Linked DNA regions of Homo sapiens: region 1 is linked to region 2. A link is a loop called in an ENCODE intact Hi-C map of the cell type or tissue named here. Cell type or tissue: A673. All regions are shown on one strand. Each heading gives the region's core, and the rest is flanking DNA. Links, peaks and the distances in the headings are about the cores only.

Region 1 (8,715 bases), core at 331-8,330, 450 kb after region 2:
TGGGAATTTTCAAGGCTTTGGAGGAATCAGAAATCAGCTTCAAGCGGCTTGAAGAGCCCTGGTTAAGAGCTCAAGCAATGACACTCAGCCATTATCCTTACCTGGTTGAGGTCATGATGTCATAATGTCCCTATCCATATTCTTGCTCAGAATGTTTGGAAAGCATATTACTATGACAACAGAGAACTAAATAAAGGGCACATTTATCACTCCCCTTAACCTCACTCTGACTTTGCTCATCTCTGGATCTGTATCTCTCTCTCTACATCCTACCCACTTTACCCATCCTCAGTGCCCTTGACCATTGCTTGGCACATAGCAGGTAATGATTTGCAGATTTCAATGCTGTAGAACAGTGTGCATAAGGGAAAGTTTTGGTCACAAAGCTTAGAGTCAAGAAGAAAAGATAGAAATCCTGACAATATTCCTACCTGGCCCAGCACTGGTCTCTCCAAGGTAGCCATCCATGTCAGTGGTCCAGTCCCAGGACTGCTTCACTGTAGATGTTGCTATGAATATAGAGAATAGGGTCAGAGATGTCTCTCTTCTTTCAAAAAGTTGAGAGATAGGAGATGGTTGCAAAGGTTGGAGTCCTTCCCTGGCCATTTGTGCTGTACTTTCCAGGGTACCTGACCATGTTATCAACCACTAGTACCATGAGATAAGGCATCTTCATTTCTTACTGTTAGGTGTGGGCAGTGAGAAGAATTCCCATCGAGGGGAGGTAATGTACCCAAAGTCACACAGCAAGTCAAACTAGGAGCAGAATAGAATTTAGTGTTCTTGTTTTTTGTATTTCCAATGGGAGTAATTCTAACCCTCTCTTTCCTTTTGCCTCAGAAGTTTTCACAAAAAAAGAGTATATATTCATCATTGTTACCTTTCTTTTGTTTCCATTCCTTTACTGCTATGTTCTCTCTGAGGAACCAAGTGACTGTTTATTAGCCATTCCATGGCATTGTGATTCCTTTCTTGGCTACGATGACACCATTTTGAACCTCTACTACTTCCTCAGACTCTAGCAAAACTCACCTTTCAAGGGGTATGTCATGGTTGTAGGTGCCTCAGTCTTGGTCTTGAGTAGCTTTGAGGAGTCTGCAAGGAAAAGGGAACCGATTGAAGGGACCTGGTACCCTTTGGTGAATAGTTTAATGCCCTAGGGAAATAGGAAGTAAGTAAAGGCCATTCAGGTCCATACTTGGACCTGCCTCAACACTTCTGTCATGATGCTGGTAAGTCCTGTGTTGCTTGTTCATCTTTCATACATCAATCAAGGACAGAGTTTTTAACCCAGGATTAATAGATCTCGAAGGAACCTGTAGCTAGAGTTCAGAGAGTCAGTCAACTTGGATGGGAAAATATATTTTATTTTTACTAACTTCTAACTGAGACCTAGTAATTAATTCTCTTGAGAGAAACTTGGGAAGTATCATAAAGAAAGTGGCAATGGGTGACATCAGTGAAAATGGTGACATAATAACCTCCAGAAATTTACCCTTTAACAACATCAGTGAAATAATGCAAAATTTGACGTAATCAACTTTTTTTTTTTTTTTTTTTTTTTTTTAGAATTTTGCAAAATAGCCAAAGGTTTGCAGCACCTTAGACAGGATTTATGGAAGAAAAATATCCCAGTTTTGGTAAGAACAGCAAGCTTTGTGCTGTTTTAACTTCTCCTAGTCCCCTTACCCCTTCTACCTCAGAGGTAATCTTGAACATACAACCCCATTCCAGGTGCTGGAGTGAGCCCAACAAACTTCATTTTTGAATAATTGCCATTATTTGGCCTGTCTGGTGGTTCCCTGAAAGACCTGACTCAAAAGACTTGTTTTATTGGTCACCCAGTGCTAAGAGCCTCTCCCCAGGGATGGGGTAGCATTTGTCACACAGCTGCCTGAGGCAATGGATAATAGGCGAGAAAACAAAAAAAACTAACCAAAATAGCCTTAAAAATGGTTGAGGAATAAGATTTCCATAGGGATTTTGAAGAGTTCTGACACAGTTCTGGGAAACTAGGAGGCCACACACAAGCACAGGGCCATGTACCTGCTCAGAAAAGACATGAGAAAACCATAAGCTTCTCCCTCTTGCTAGCAGAGGAAACAGCATGCTCCGTTTTAGATGTGGCGAAACATATTAGTAGATAAGTCTGGATAGGTAGGCTGAAAACAGACTAAAAGGGTTTGGGCTTTGTTCTTTAGTTGGAAAGATCCATGGGGTGTAACAGAAGGTTACACCTTTTGAGAAAGGTTTACTTCCTTTTGAGAAAGGAAGCAAAAATTGTTCAGTCTATTTTTTTTGGAAATAATTCTGACAACAGTGTGGTAGGATTTTCAAAGGTAAGGCAATAGCATATTTTCCCCATTCATTAACAAATACAGTATTCATCTAGTGTCTAGTGTCTTCTTTGTGCCAGATACTTTGCTGGGCTCTGAAAAACAGCAATGAAGTAGACAGGTAGAATTCTGCACTCTTGAATTTTATAATCTAGTGACATAAAATATATACTCAATAAATATTGAATAAGTTGATGACTTCGTAAGAATGTATGAACATGGGGAGAACATTTAGAAGATGATTGAAATTGTTTTTTAAAAAAGAATATGAGACCATGAGGGTATAGGAAGAGAAAGAAAGAGCCTAATAAGGTATCTGATTCAGTAGGTGAATTCACAGCACTTGGTAATATTGATGATTATTTGACGATGCGAGGTAAAAGAGAAGGAGGAGTCAAAGGTACTGCTATGTTTTCTAACAGGTTTGAGGAACAGGTTTGGTGAGTAAAAGGTACGATCAGTTTTGAACACGCTGAAATTAGAAATGAAGCTGTCCAGAAGGTAACTAGACACTGGGATCTAGCAGTCAGGAAAAAATAAATACAGATAATATTATGGTTGGAGAGTCATCAGACTACAGGTGATATTTGAAGCCACAGAAGTAAATAAAATCTCCTGATAATATAGAAATACATGCAGAGATGAATAAGAATTGAGTCTTTGAGAACATTTACAATTAAGGAGTGAATGAAAAAAGAGCCAACAAAGGTGTCTCAGAAGGATCATTCAGGAAGGTCTTAGAAGAACCAAGATAAGTTGGTGTCATCAATAGCAGTGATTAAAAGAATATTGAGGTGGAAGAAATGGCCAACAGGATCCACTGCTACACAGATGTTGAGGAGGAAAAGTATGAATGGAGAGGTCTTGGGATTTGGTGATATGGAGGTTAATGATGACCCCAAATTACAAAGTTATGTTGTGGTGAATGAATTGAGAGGTTCAGCTGGTGGAAGCTACCTTCGTGAGAAGGTTGGTAGTGAACATAGGAGAGATGAGGTGGCAGATGGAGAGAAAGATTTTTGAAAAATAACATATATATATGTATGTATTAGGCTTGCATACTGACATATATACATATATTATACATGCATATCTATTTGGCTTAGGTAGAGGATAAAGGGTATTGCAGGGCATTGGAGTAGCTGATGTTAAGAGTTCAGGAGGAGGGGCTTGTTGTGGAGAGGAGCAAAGCATACCTTACTCTGAGCCAAGAGGAAATGGATAGGGAAATATCAAGGCAGAGAGGAGGGTAGTTGATAAAATTCACATATGAAGAGGGTCTGGACCTTCTTACAGAGGAAGGAAGTTACCTTATCTTTTAGGAGCAAGGCTGGGGGCCTGAAATAAGGTAGAAATGTGCTGAAAAGCTGCTATGAGGAATGAGACAAAGATAAGCAAATAGACACACGGCATGGGGTCAGGCAGTACATATCGCAGAGCATAAAATTCAAGTGGAGTCAATTCATATCTGTGTTTTGTTTTGTTCGTCAGCAAAGCTCAGCAGTCCAAGAACATGAGCAAAAGCAGGGCCTCCAGAGTCATTCTAGAACTAAAGAACAGTGCAGAGTGAGGTGGAAGGGTGAAAGGGCTGAGAGTTCCGTAGGGCAGAGGTGAAATAGGGGGTCAGACTCAGGGGACAAGGTTGGGTGGACAGGGAGGCAGGTAGAGGTAGCCAGGAAAGATTACGTTGGCTCACAGAGCAGGGAAGAGTGGAAGGCTGAGAATAACTTCCCTGAGCCTCAGTTTTCCTATCTGTCAGTAGGGGGCAATGGCGAGCACTGCTTAACAGCACTGTAATAAGCATTGACTGTGAGAAGGAATAAACAGGAGGGTTTACTGTGAGCAAGTTCTTGCCTAGGTGGTCTGAGAAGTAACTCACAGAAAGGCAAGAATGTTCAATTAGTCTCTTTATGAAGTATACATTCTTGGGCTTTCTGGTCACGCCCTGCCCTCTCTGCTTGACCAGACTGTCAGCTCTTAGAGAACTGGGACACTGTTCATATAACTTTCAGGGCGGACCACTCTTGTTCCTCCCAAAACTAACAAACCATGATCTACAGCACACACATCCTCACTACAGCTTAACTTTGGGAAACAAATTCCTCCAGGCAAACACAAGAGTCTCAAACCAACATCAGTCTCCTAGCCCAAATGGTAATAAGCCATTTGGGCTAGGTTTACGCCCTCTCCTTACACAGAACTATCCTCAGAAGACAATAATTTTCAGATGGTTCTGAGGGCAATTCCCTAAAATCAGTTAGTTTCCAACATGTTTTGGGCAATGGTAACCTTGTTGGGGTGTCTTTCTTTCCAAGGAGATCTCTTGAAAGCTAAGAAAACTCATCTGGACATATCACTGCTGGACTCTTCATTTAAGCCTCAGCTTACAGTCTTTATATGCATAGTTTGTAGTGCTCCCAGGACAGTGCTGTAAGAAATAGTCAGATCTTGATTAACAAGAGCCCATCTTAAAGGATACTTCAACCAGAACTTGTATTTGGGTTTACAATGAAGTGGGGGAGGGAAGTTAAAAGAAAGCATGTAGATATATTAGATCAAGCCTAATCAAACAAGCAAAACAATAACCAAACAAACAGAACACACAAACAAAAAACAACAGCTTTCAAAGGGTGCCCAGGATCTGATATAGATTCAACCATGAGAAACAATCAGACATAGTAGGAAGAGCATGAAATCTGAGTACAAATCCAGATTTATACTTCCTTGCTGTGAGACCATGGGCAAGTAGATTCCCCTTTCTGACTCTGTTTCCTCTTCTGTAAAGTAAGAGTAATGATAACTATCTCATGGGACAGTTGTGGGGATTCAATGAGAAAATGTGTGTCAAGTTATTGTACTTTGTATCTGGCAAATACAATGTGCTAGTAAATCTCTCTTTCCTTTACCGTCTTTATCTACTTAACCTATGGCATGATAGGCAATGTCTCTATCCCTGTTGTCCCCAGTCCAAGTTTTTTTTCTTTGTGATTGTACAACCATTGCCTGCTTGGGATCCTCCTCTCCCAATTCTTCTTTTGCATAAGGGCACCTTTTGAGGTATCTTTGTTTCAAGCTTGTGTGTTAAGATGCTCACCAGGAAAGAGGGCCGCTCACCTTTGACCACAAACTTCACAATGTCGCTGTGCTGCTCAGAGCCAACCTGGCCCTTGGCAGTGCAGAAATAGGAGCCTGAGTCGGCTATCACCGCAGGCTTGAAGAGTAAGGTACTTAGGGTTGCTACTTTGATGGGTTCCTGGTTATTAGTCTGTTGCTTATACCAAATATAACTGATGGGAGGAGAACCCCGAGCCTGGCATTGAAGGCTAATCCTCATTCCCTGGGGCACCGTGAAGCCATAACCGCTGCCAGTTGTCACTGTGGGCTTGGAGACAGAGACTGCAAAGAAAAGACAAGACAGGAAACTCTGGGCAGTCATAAGGATATGGGACCAAAAGGCTGAATCATTCTTGTTGGGCGTAAGGGCATGCATATATCTGCAACTGGAACTAAAGGGGGCTTCTGACTTTGGAGGAAATAAGAAGGAAAGGGCAATACAAATAAAATGGCTTCCTTTGAAGGTAGGTACTTTTTGGTATTACCCGGGGTTTTGGAATACTTGGAAGTAAAAATCAACTGACCTTTAAAATTAATGTAGTTTGTTCTGGGGCTCAAGTAGAGCTTTTGATTACCTGCAGTTGTGGATTATCAGGGCCAGACTTTTGTAAAATTGTCCAGCAAGCAAACTTATCCTGGCTAACCTCTGCCTCCCTTTCCCCAGAGCTTCTCTATCAGCATCTATCTACAAATTAAATGTACTCATTTTTGAGTTGTAAAGCCCAGAGCCCAAGGAGGGTAACTAGTCCATGGATACTGGCATTTCTGGGACACTCGAAGGGATAGAGATTTGCAGGTCAGGAACCCTTCCCAGCACTTCCTAAATTTAACTATGGGAATGCTGACCCTAAGAATCCTCTGCCTGTCCACTTCCTCTGATAAGCACATATACCTGTGGAGAGCCTCTGTATAAACGAAGGCCTCTGGATTTTTCAGGCTTTTCTAGAATTACATCCACTATTGATTCATTGATTATCAGTGCTTTCCTACCCCCATAGTGACTCACGTTTCTGGACACGGAGCTCAGTAATCTTATCTCTCACGACTTGGTTGCCATCAGGAGTCTGCCAGGTGACTTCACACGTGTAGTGGCTCCGGTCATCCATCTCCAGGGTGCTCAATTGGAGGGATACATCTCCTGGAACCTTGTGGCTCACATGCAGGCGGCCCTGGTACTTTGCCTGCTGGATATGGTCTCCAGAAGAGTCACGTAGAAAGATGGTGACAGGGTCTGAGCCACGTTGTACCAGCCACTTCACCAAGACTTGGGTGTAGCCTTGCAGGGGGTCATAGGTGCAGGGAAGATTCACATCCCCTTTCCAAGGTCCTGTTACACTCTCTGGCACTTCCAGGATGGGACGGCCTGAAGAGGCGGAACAGAGGAAAGAAGCAAACGTAGATGGCATACCTACTTGGCAACTAAGGTGACAGTGACAAACCTCAAAAGGTTTCTGAGAAATGCCACTCAACTTTCTTTCTATCACACTTTTGTGTACCTGTGCCCTTTTGCTCTTTGCCAGCCTTCTCATCAATCAGAACCAGTCTTCAGAATGAAAGCCTTTAACATTGTTTAGATCTTGTGAGTTTCAAGTCCTTTTTATGTTACTGTCTTGCTATGAAGGTGATCCTAGGTAAGTCACCTTCTTACCGTGGAAGATTCATTTACTTCATCTATAATGTGGAGAGTTTGGGTGGTAGGTGCTCTAGATATTCTATCAAATCTGTCATTCTGCAAATCCATGAAAAAATTTTCTTTTCACATTTTCCAAAAGAGATGTGGAAGCAAAAATGCTAAGCATTTGGGTCTGGACTATTTCATTTTGTGTAAATTTGCACCTGGAGAAAGGTGGAGGCTTTTGAGATCAGCAAGAAAGGGCCCTCTGCCCTGTTATCTTCTCTTGTTCCCTTAGAAATCCTCAGTGAGTGGGGTCCCAACCCTAAGATGTTCTCTGGAAGACAGGCAAAAGGAAATACTGAGGGTGGAACCAAGTGTGAGGAAGAAGTCTGGATACACATTCCTGTTTAACAAAATCATTAGCTATTGTTAAATTCAAAACCTGCACTTTGTAAACCTGACTTTTTTTCTGATTTCTTTTGTTTATTTTCCTTTTGGTTTCTCTTAGTTCTTAGCAAGGATACATAGGAAAATTTCATCTTGAGGGGGAAAAGATTGCATCCATTTTTGGTCTAGAGAGGAAAAGGTTCTGAGTGAAATCCTGAAGCTGGCTGTAGTAGGGGTGGTGATAGAAGCAATGGGAGATTGCTCCTTGGCGTGTTTGAGAAGGAAACCCTTGGGGATGGGGGTGGGGGTGGGGAAGGAGGTGGGGATGTTGAAACAGCCATTGCCTCCCATCAGAATTTTCCATCCATAAGCTCTTATTTAGAAGATTTTTTGTTTTATTTAGCTGGGGCCAGGAGTGTGGGGTGGGTATATTTAGGCAATATATTCATGTCTCTCCTAAGAGAGGTGGTTTCAAAGATATGAGGTATTCCTGAATAAAAGTCTTTTATTGAGCCTAGAAATCCCAGTATTCAGTCAAGCGGATGGAAGATGACATCTTTTGGATGGGTTGAGTGTATGCGTTCTAACTCCCAGAATATACTGTCCAGCATCAGGACTTCTGTTAATAGAGATATAAAATCAAGCCTCTAGCCTGTGCCCTCACCAGGGACCCTTAGAACATCAATAGCATATTTTAGTCAAGAAAAAGCCCTTGAGTAGAAAAGAATAAATAACATAAGTCCATGTTGCTAGATCCACTACATACTCTCTGGAATGCTTCGAATTTGGCAGAGAGCAGAACTCAGACCTACGAATGGGAATACAAGAGGGGCAGATTTTGGTTTGCTCTATTTTCCTAATTCTATTTCTTTTTATGTTATTCTTGTCTGCTTTTCACATCGCAGAACAGATGGTTTGCCTTAGAACGAACTTTGTGATTAATCAGAGCTGTCTATGGATGGATTAAACTGTCTGGGGGAAGTTCTAGGCTTTGTTTGGGTCTTAGCCTTGCTCTTTAAGGTCCCTTCTAATCTTAGGTGGTCAAGTGTTAATAGGCTATAATAGAAATAGAAGTTATGTAATTATAGGTTCCAGCTGGTGGTGAATTTTCACCAGGTAGTGGGTTTCACTGTGCCATAGATAGTTCACACCTCCATGTGATTGCAGATACAGCTTTTCATTATCATGGACTCACATGCCCATACATATTTTTGGCCACATGCAAGCACAAACATACCATGCTTAAACCCCATGAAAACTATC
Region 2 (8,715 bases), core at 478-8,477:
TATTTAGGGGCTCTTTATCCCCAAATGTGAGATAAACTGTGGCTGACTTGCTGGAGAAACTTCCCTTTAGGCTTCTTCACCTTCAAGTCAGTGGTGGTGGAGAGCAGAGAGGAGCATTGACCTAGACAGGCCCTGAGATTATTTTTCCAGAGATAAGTGTCTATCTCATGAATGCACAGTTTATCAGGACCCATTCATTAGGTTTCTTCTGGGTGGAGTGTTTTCATGGAAGTTGGAAAGGAGCCTTCACACTTTGGTCTCCTGCTCACTGAGGAGGCAGGACCTATGTATCCAGATATTGAGGTGCCATCCTCTAGTTAGACTAGATGGCAGTACCACATGGGGTGAGGGGTTGTGGGGGTGGCCCCAGGCTGAGGGTTCAGCTTCATGCCTTTTTTAAAGCTCCCTCTGTACAACCTTCTCTTTTCCTTTTTTCCCTTAACTTCTTTTGTCTCTTGATTGTTACTCACTCCTCTCATTCCCCAACAGCCCTCTCTACCATTCTTCCATTGTTTTGCTTCCTGCCTATCATTCCCTGGCCATAAGCATCCAAAATGAATACTCGGCTGGGTGTGATGGCTAACGCCTGTAATCCCAGCACTTTGGGAGGCCGAGGTGGGTGGATTGCTTGAGGTCAGGAGTTCGAGACTAGCCTGGCCAACATGGTGAAACCCAGTCTCTACTAAAAAAAAAAAAAAAATTAGCCAGGCATGATGGTGTGTGCCTGTAATACTAGCTGCTTGGGAGACTGAGGCAGGAGAATCACTTGAACCTGGGAGGCAGAGGTTGCAGTGAGCCGAAACGGTGCCACTGCACTCTGGCCTGGGGTGACAGAGCAAGACTCTATTTCGGAAACAACAACAACAACAACAACAAAAACCTAAAATGAATACTCACAAATGCATTCACTTATACCCAGCTGTACAAAAGATGGCTCTCTAATTCCTGGGGGAAAGCCAAGCAAGGTGAAGAGGATACAGATGTTGTAGAGCAATTCATTGCTCCCAAGGTCTTCAAAACTCAGCAGAGGTCCCAGTGAGAATTCAGGGATCAGGCTAGCCAACCTCGGTTGAGAAAGACCCCATGTCCTTCCCTTCCCTTCCTTTCCTTTTTTGTTTTTTCTCTTCCTTATTCTTACTCCTTTGAAAAATTCCTTGCTTTCCTTTTCTTTAAATATGACAAAGGCTCCCTCACCAGGGGTGACTTTCAAGAGCAGGGCCATGCAAGGAATAAGAGGACTGTGTGGAAATGGCTCTCTCCTCCTCACAATGTTTCTTTAACTGAAGAGAGAGCAAGGAAACCATTTCCATTCCTACTGCTTCCTTAGGTCTCCCCAGGAACAGATGGTTACTGTCAAAACCAGTGAGTGGATAAGCTGGTTGAGAGGAAGCCCCTGCTAGCAGAGTATAGAGGGCTGGGCCCTGGATTAGGAGTCCAGAGCCCTTTATATATCCATGGGAGGGAGGTAAACAGGGAGAGAGGGAGAAGGAAGCAGAGGGAGAGAGAGGGAAAAGGAAGTAGTATATTCTAAGCTATTTCCTACAGAATCTTTTTCTTGCTTAGATGTAAGTCCAGGTCTGGCAAGGGCAGGGTGGGCAGAGGGAACAGTGGTGGGCATGGGATGGGCACAAAAGTGCCTCTGTCCTCTGTGCTGAGGATTCAAGGTGAGGTGAGAACCAGACTTAGTGTCTCCATGAATCAAAAATATGGAGTGGAAAAGCAAAAAATTTAGTTGAAGGAACTTTTTATTTGGTAAGCTTCATGCCAAGAAGCTCAGCTAATTGTTTTCCACTAAATCAATCAGGTGAACCAATTTGACCAAAACGGACCAAATGGTCTGCTTAGTTTTGATGTCATGTAAACAATAACTTCTCCCTGGGCCCCAGTTTTCCTACTAATACTAGTCTTATGTATGATGCCTATTACTTATATAATAGCAACACTATAGAATTATTTCTTAGGTTAGTTTCTCTGGTTCGGGATACACTTCTCCCCCACCTTCAATTCCAAAACAGCTGCTCAGAGCTAGAAGAGAGCTGCATTCCTTTTTTTTAACAGCTACTCAGAGGTAGAAGAGAGCTGCATTCCACCCCCCACACACCCTTTTTTTTTTTTTTTTTTTTTTTTTTGAGATGGAGTCTCACTCTGTTGCCTAGGCTGGAGTACAGTGGTGCAATCTCGGCTCACTGCAACTTCCACCTCCTGAGTTCAAGTGATTCTCATGCCTCAGCCTCCCCAGTAGCTAGAATTACAGGGGCCCACCATCACGCCCAACTAATGTCTGTATTTTTAGTAGCAACGGGGTTTCTCCATGTTGGCCAGGCTGGTCTCAAACTCCTGATTTCAGGAGATCCACCCATCTCGGTCTGTCAAAGTGCTGGGATTACAGGAATGAGCCACCGCACCTGGGCATGCATTCCTCCTCTTAAAATTTCATTCTTTGACATTCCAGTGAAGGATGAGGAGTTTATCTGCAACATGGCAGCTGTTAACCTGGAAGGTCTGCACAAAGTGGCCCAATTGTAGTAGCATTCCAGTTGGGATCAGACCCCAGTGCTGCCTCCTCTAACCAGCATCCAAACTTCTAATCCTAGGCTGGCTGGATATCCTTCAAATCTTCTGGGTTCCATGGAGTTGGTTAGACTTTTCCTTTCCTTCCCACCTCCAGTCCTACCCCATCTCTCCCATCCTTTACCTGGCCCAGACACTTTTCTAGGATAAAGGCTTATTTTCAGCACTCTATCGCTTATTATCTCTTTCTTTTTCTCAGGTGATTTTGCCCCCTCCCGCCTTGAGTCTTGATTTGGCTACAACATAAGAGGATGTCTGATGCAAACTAGCTAAAACCATGTAAAAGCTTTCAACTTGGGAAACACTAAGCTCCCCAAAGTCAGGTGCCAGCTCCTTTCTAAAGCCCTGGCTTCCTAGTTCAAGCCCCATACCTAATAGGCTATGGGTTGAGGACAAAGTTTGCCTTAGATCATAGAGATTTCCAAGTTGCTGCAGGTGTTTGAGTACCTAGTCACTGGAAATGGGCATTGAGGGGTAGGAGGAGTTGGGCCTTGATTATCAAAATGTGATTTTGACTAGAATGATCTGAGATCTATCCAGCACGGATATTCTCCGTCTAATCAACTTCATCTCTCTGAGCCTCAGTTTCCTCCTTTGCAAAATAGAGATAACTCCGCTGGGTGTAGTAGCTCACACCTGTAATCCCAGCACTTTGGGAGGCGGGAGGATCACTTGAGCCCAGGAGTTCAAGAGCAACCTGGGCAACACAGAGAGACTCCATCTGTATTAGACAGACAGAGAGAGAGAGAGAGAGAGAGAAAGAGGGAGCTCTCCACATCCTGCCAACTTCACAGAGCTATGGGGGTGCTAATTAGATGGCCATCCAGGTGGTAACCTATTATGGCCAGATTGCCCTGGCATTCTAATTGTTAGATGTTGAAAAGTAGCTGAAGTATATGGAATACTCCATGGATGTAAAGAGGTTAGATAACAAGTATTAGAATCATCCGAGCTCCAGAATCAGCATCCCTTTGGGGTGAGGGGACAACTCCAGGAGACAATGGCATTGTATGCTCCAGGTCTGAAGAGGGGAATGGATGGAAGAGAAACTTGTGGTCTGAGCCCTTCATGTATGGAAAGTTGTCTTGCTTTACTCCTAGGAGTTCCAAGCCAACCAGGAAATTGATTTCTAAGATCACTTCATTTAAACATCATTGGGCTGCATAAATTCCATCTCAGCCCACAAAATATGCTTTGACCCCTGCCTAAGCTCCTATTACCCCCACTGGTCTCCATTTTCCCTTCACTTATTATCCTTTCCTCCCCTCACCCAATTTTCTAAGCACCACAACCAGCCTGCCAGCAGCCAGCTCACTCAGGGCCTCATCCTTTGGACAAATTCCTAGAACTCACGGCCCAGATGGGAGAATAATGAAGATTCATTTACCCCAGGACTCTTGCTTGATTTGTTGTTGAGCCTCTGCCTGATTTTCAGTCATCAGCCCCCAATTTTATTCCCAGAGCCAGCAAGGGCCAAGCCTCATTTTCCTGGGGGCCCAAATCCTCCCCCATTTTCCTTCCATCCAGGCTTCAAGCCAGAGGCCAAACGGGGGTCAAGGATGACGGCTCATTGGCAGGGCCAAGCAGGTGGCCCTGCCCTAGGTTCAGCCCTAGGGAGCTTCTTGTTTTCTCCTGAACTTCCAAGAATCTCCATTCCCAGATGAGGCATGCTGTCAGATCTTGGCATATGACACCAAATATGTCCCCCTTTCCCTCTTCTGCCTGAGTCTAAATGTCCCTTTTCCTTTGACCTACAATGTAGAAGATTCTTGCTAAGAGCTGGATGAGGAAGGCTTCATGGGGTGGGGCGGGGCGGGGGGTGGTGGGTCGCATCAACTAGAGTGCAATTCTATGTGCGAAGAGGGAAAAGCCCAGCTTCCGAACCTCCAAGATAGCTTGTTTAAAATTTCTATTGAAAGAATCTAGGGGTATTTACCTCTCAGCTCTGGACGCTGAGTTTTCAGACCTGCATATTTTGGGTAGAAGGGCCTGTGTCAGGCTGTGAAGCCAGTTCCTGGCAGGCCAAATGTGGCAAAGAACCATTCAGTAAAGCAGCCAGCCCAGCAACACAGGCCCAGGAGGCAGCTTCGGAGCTGGTTCAGCTACAGAAGGTCTGAGACGCCTCTTCCAAGCCCCTTTAGGAAGCCTGACTCTCTGGCTTTCAAGCTGCCTGCTGTCCCCAATCCCTCTCTTTCTGGTGCAGACACTGAAGAAAACGGTTGTCTCTTGTTTCCTGCCTGGAGCAGCTGGGGCTACTTGAATATTCTGCGGGATATTCCTGGAAGGTGACCTCCCTGTATCCTCCTCTTTCGGAGACAAAGGCAAAGCAGGATGTGGTTGGGAATTACACTTTTAAGGAACAGGACCATTAGGTGACGCTAAGCCTCTTAGCCACTATGTGGCGCCATTTACCCATTTTTCTGTGCAAGGTTAGTGGGCGGTGGCTACACGCAAAGCAAACCAAATATCAAAACTCGAAAACTTTTCAGGGATCTAGTTCTGACTAGGCTCCTAATATGTTGAGGGTACTTGGGCAAATCTCTTGACCTCTAGGCGCCTCAGTTCCTCATTTTGTGAAATAGGAGACAGATGGTGGGGGGGTCCCTGAAATCCCTTCCAGCTTCATAATTTTGCAACTATGTGAGTGAATTCCCAATGAACATCCAAGCGATGCAATTTTGGGCCTTTGGGTCACACACAGGGTGGGTAAAAAAAAAAAAATAAAAGCGCACAAGGGCCAAGGCATGGGTTTGGGGGTGAGGGTGAGAAGGGGGTGGTCATGGAAGCAGGGATCCTCTACAACACATGGGCCAGGATTTTTCTTGAGCTTTCCATGGCGCTAGGGAAAAGATAAGGAGCCATTCATTTGCTTAGTAAACATTGATCACAAACTAGATGCCAGGCACTGTGTGATAGAGGCAAGGCTGCGGTGGTGGGTGGGAGAGAAGTGAATGGTGGGTGGGACACCAAGATGAGTAAACCTCAAAGTGTTTACCAGCCAGTGGGGAATAGATGAGTAAACAAATAACCAGTGCACAAGGAAGAATGGAGTCTGTGCTAAATAGAACTATAAACTGCTGGAGGTGACAGGGAGGAAGGAGGGATATATTCTGACCAGATAAGAAAGGTCTCACAGAGGAGGAGCCATTTTAACTGGGCTTTGAAAGATGAACAGATGTCTGTGTGTGGTGGGGGAGGGGTTTGGAGAAAGGGAGAGCAGGAGGGGGAGGGAAAGGCAGGCATTCTGGGCAGAAGGAATGGCTTAAGGAAAAATGAGGGATGGGTACATTATGCTGTTTTGGCGGAATAGGGAGTAGTCTGAGGTGGCAGGAGAGACGGAGTGGGAAAAGAGTTCACAAAAATGGTTTGGGGCCAGATTCTGGATTTACAGAGACTTTTCACCTGGTCAGATAAGGTACAGAGCGTATGGGACAGGCTCCCAAGATATGGACAGAGTTCTAGCCCTCCCGTATGGAGAGGGCAAGACCCAGTACTTCATACGTATACAAGGCCACCAAGGGACAGTTAAGGTGAACAAGGCAGGCAAGCCTGACTGAAAGTATGGTAGATTAAAGGGGAAGGGAGCCTGAGAGGGCATTCTGAAGGAGGGCAGTCTTCCAACAGCGAGTATTCCACTCTCCTCTGTCCTAAAACCTACATAGTAGAAGCTTTTAAAAATTATTTAACTTATTATTATTATTTTTTTTTGAGACAGAGTCTCGCTCTGTCACCCAGGCAGGAGTGCAATGGCATGATCTCAGCTCACTGCAACCTCAGCCTCCTGAGCAGTTGGGATTAAAGGTGCTCACCACTATGCCTGGCTAATTTTTGTATTTTTAGTAGAGACAGAGTTTTACCATATTGGCCAGGCTGGTCTCCAGCTCCTGACCTCAGGTGATCCACCTGCCTCAGCCTCCCAAGGTGCTGGGATTACAGGCGTAAGCCACTGTGGCTGGCTTATTTAACTTTTATTTTAGGTTCAGGTTTGTTATATAGGTAAATTGCATGTCACGGGGGTTTGACTGTAGATTATTTAGTCACCCAGGTAATAAGCACAGTACCCGATAGGTAGTTTCTCAATCCTCTCCCTCCTTCCACCCTTCACCCTCAAGTAGGCCCTGGTTTCTGTTGTTTCCCTCTCTGTGTCCATGTGTTCTCATCATTTAGTTCCCACTTATAAATGAGAGGATGCAGTATTTGGTTTTCTGTTCCTCATTAGTTCACTTAGGATAATAGCCTCCAGTTCCATTCATGTTGTTGCAAGGCACATGTTATCACTCCTTTTAATGACTGTGTAGTATTCCTTTTCTTTTTTTGGAGACAGATTCTTGCTCTATTGACATGGCTGGAGTGCAGTGGCATGATCTTGGCTCACTGCAACCTCCACCTCCTGGGCTCAAGGGATTCTCATGCCTTAGCCTCTTGAATAGCTGGGGTTACCGGTGTGTACCACCATTGCCAGCTACTTTTTGTATTTTTGGTAGAGATGGGGTTTTGCCATGTTGCCCAGGCTGGTCTCGAACCCCTGGCCTCAAGTGATCCACCAGCCTTGGCCTCCCAAAGTGCTGGGATTACAGGCGTGAGCCACTGCATGCAGGCTTTTTATGTCTACATAGTATTCTATGGTTTATATGCACCACATTTTCTTTATTATTATTATTATTATTATTATTGAGACAAGGTCTGACTCTGTCGCCCAGGCTGGAGTGCAGTGGCATGATCTCAGCTCACTGCAACCTCTGCCTCCCGGGCTCAAGTGATTCTTGTGCCTCGGCCTCTCAAGTAGCTGAGACTACAGGCGTGTGCCACCACACCTGGCTACTTTTTGCATTTTTAGTAGAGATAGGGTTTCACGATGTTTCCCATGCTGTCTTGAACTCCTGGGCTCAAACAATCCTCCTGCCTTGACCTCCCAAAGTGCTGGGATTACAGGCATGAGCCACCGCACCTGGCCCCACATTTTCTTTATCCAGTCTATCATTGATGGTCATTTAGGTTTATTCCATGTCTTTGCTATTGTGAATAGTGCTGCAATGAATATAGGCGCGCATGTGTCTCTATAATGGAACAATTTATATTCCTTTGGTTGGGTGTATACCCAGCAATGGGATTGCTGGGTCGAATGGGAATTCTGTTTTGAGTTCTTTGAGAAACTGCCACACTGCTTTCTTTTATTTATTTATTTATTTTGAGACAGGGTCTCTGTTACCCAGGGTGGAGTGTAGTGGCATGATCATAGCTCATTGTAGCCTCAAACTTCTGGGCTCAAGTGATCCTCCCACTTCAGCCTCCCAAATTGCTAGGATTACAGGTGTGTGCCACCATGCCTGGCTAATGTTATTATTTTTTTATTTTGTAGAGACAGGGTTTTGCTATGTTGCCCAGACTGGTCTCAAACTCCTTGTCGCAAGTGATCCTCCCGCCTCAGCCTCCCAAAGTGCTGGGATTACAGGAGTGAGCCACCATGCCTGGTCCTACACTGCTTTCCACAGTGGCTGAACTAATTTACATTCCCACCAGCAGTGTATTCACATTCCCTTTTCTCCACAGCCTTGCCAGCATCTGTTATTTTTTGGCTTTTTAATGCTAGCCATTGTGACTGGTGTGAGATAGTATCTCACTGTGGTTTTGATTTGCATTTCTCTAATGATAAGTGATGTTGAACGTTTTTTCATATGCTTGTTGGCTGCATGCGTGTCTTCTTTTGAACAGTGTCGGTCGGACGCGGTGGCTAATGCCTGTAATCCTAGCACTTTGGGAGGCTGAGGCGGGCGGTTCACGAGGTCAGGAGTTCGAGACCAACAATGTGGCCAACATAGTGAAACCTCGTCTCTACTAAAAATACAAAAAATTAGCCAGGCGTGGTGGCAGGTGCCTGTAGTCCCAGCTACTTCGGAGGCTGAGGCAGGAGAATACCTTGAACCCGGGTGGCAGAGGTTGCGGTGAGCTGAGATCGCACCACTGCACTCCAGCCTGGGCAACAAGAGTGAAACTCCATCTCAAAAACAAAACAAAACAAAACAAACAAACAAACAAACAAAAAAAGAAAACTGTTCATGTCCTTTGCTCACTTTTTAATGGGGTTGTAGTTTTTTGCTTGTTAATTTAAGTTTCTTATAGATTGTGGATATTAGACCTTTGTTG

What was found. A loop is a pair of places that touch in the nucleus more often than their neighbours do. Peaks named below come from ENCODE experiments on the same cell type or tissue, not always from the same donor. Only the 100,000 strongest peaks of a DNase experiment are listed, where the experiment ranks them.
Region 1: it touches region 2 in a loop (4-fold over the local background); 3 of 110 quality-filtered maps call a loop at or near these places.

The regions. Positions count from the first base shown.
Region 1 is chrX:66,027,018-66,035,732 of GRCh38, forward strand. It overlaps VSIG4 (V-set and immunoglobulin domain containing 4), which reads right to left. Exons shown (of 8, transcript NM_007268.3): 2 at 6,457-6,813; 3 at 5,451-5,732; 4 at 1,033-1,095; 5 at 432-509. Among named protein-coding and RNA genes, the nearest start is that of VSIG4, 8.7 kb to the right of the region's middle. RefSeq lists an enhancer at 5,508-6,707. In A673, for the core only: a CTCF peak has its summit at 4,100 (motif pointing right); no DNase peak of the experiment used is centred there.
Region 2 is chrX:65,577,151-65,585,865 of GRCh38, forward strand. No RefSeq gene overlaps it. Among named protein-coding and RNA genes, the nearest start is that of LAS1L, 47 kb to the left of the region's middle. In A673, for the core only: a CTCF peak has its summit at 4,941 (motif pointing right); a DNase peak (open chromatin) is centred at 4,981.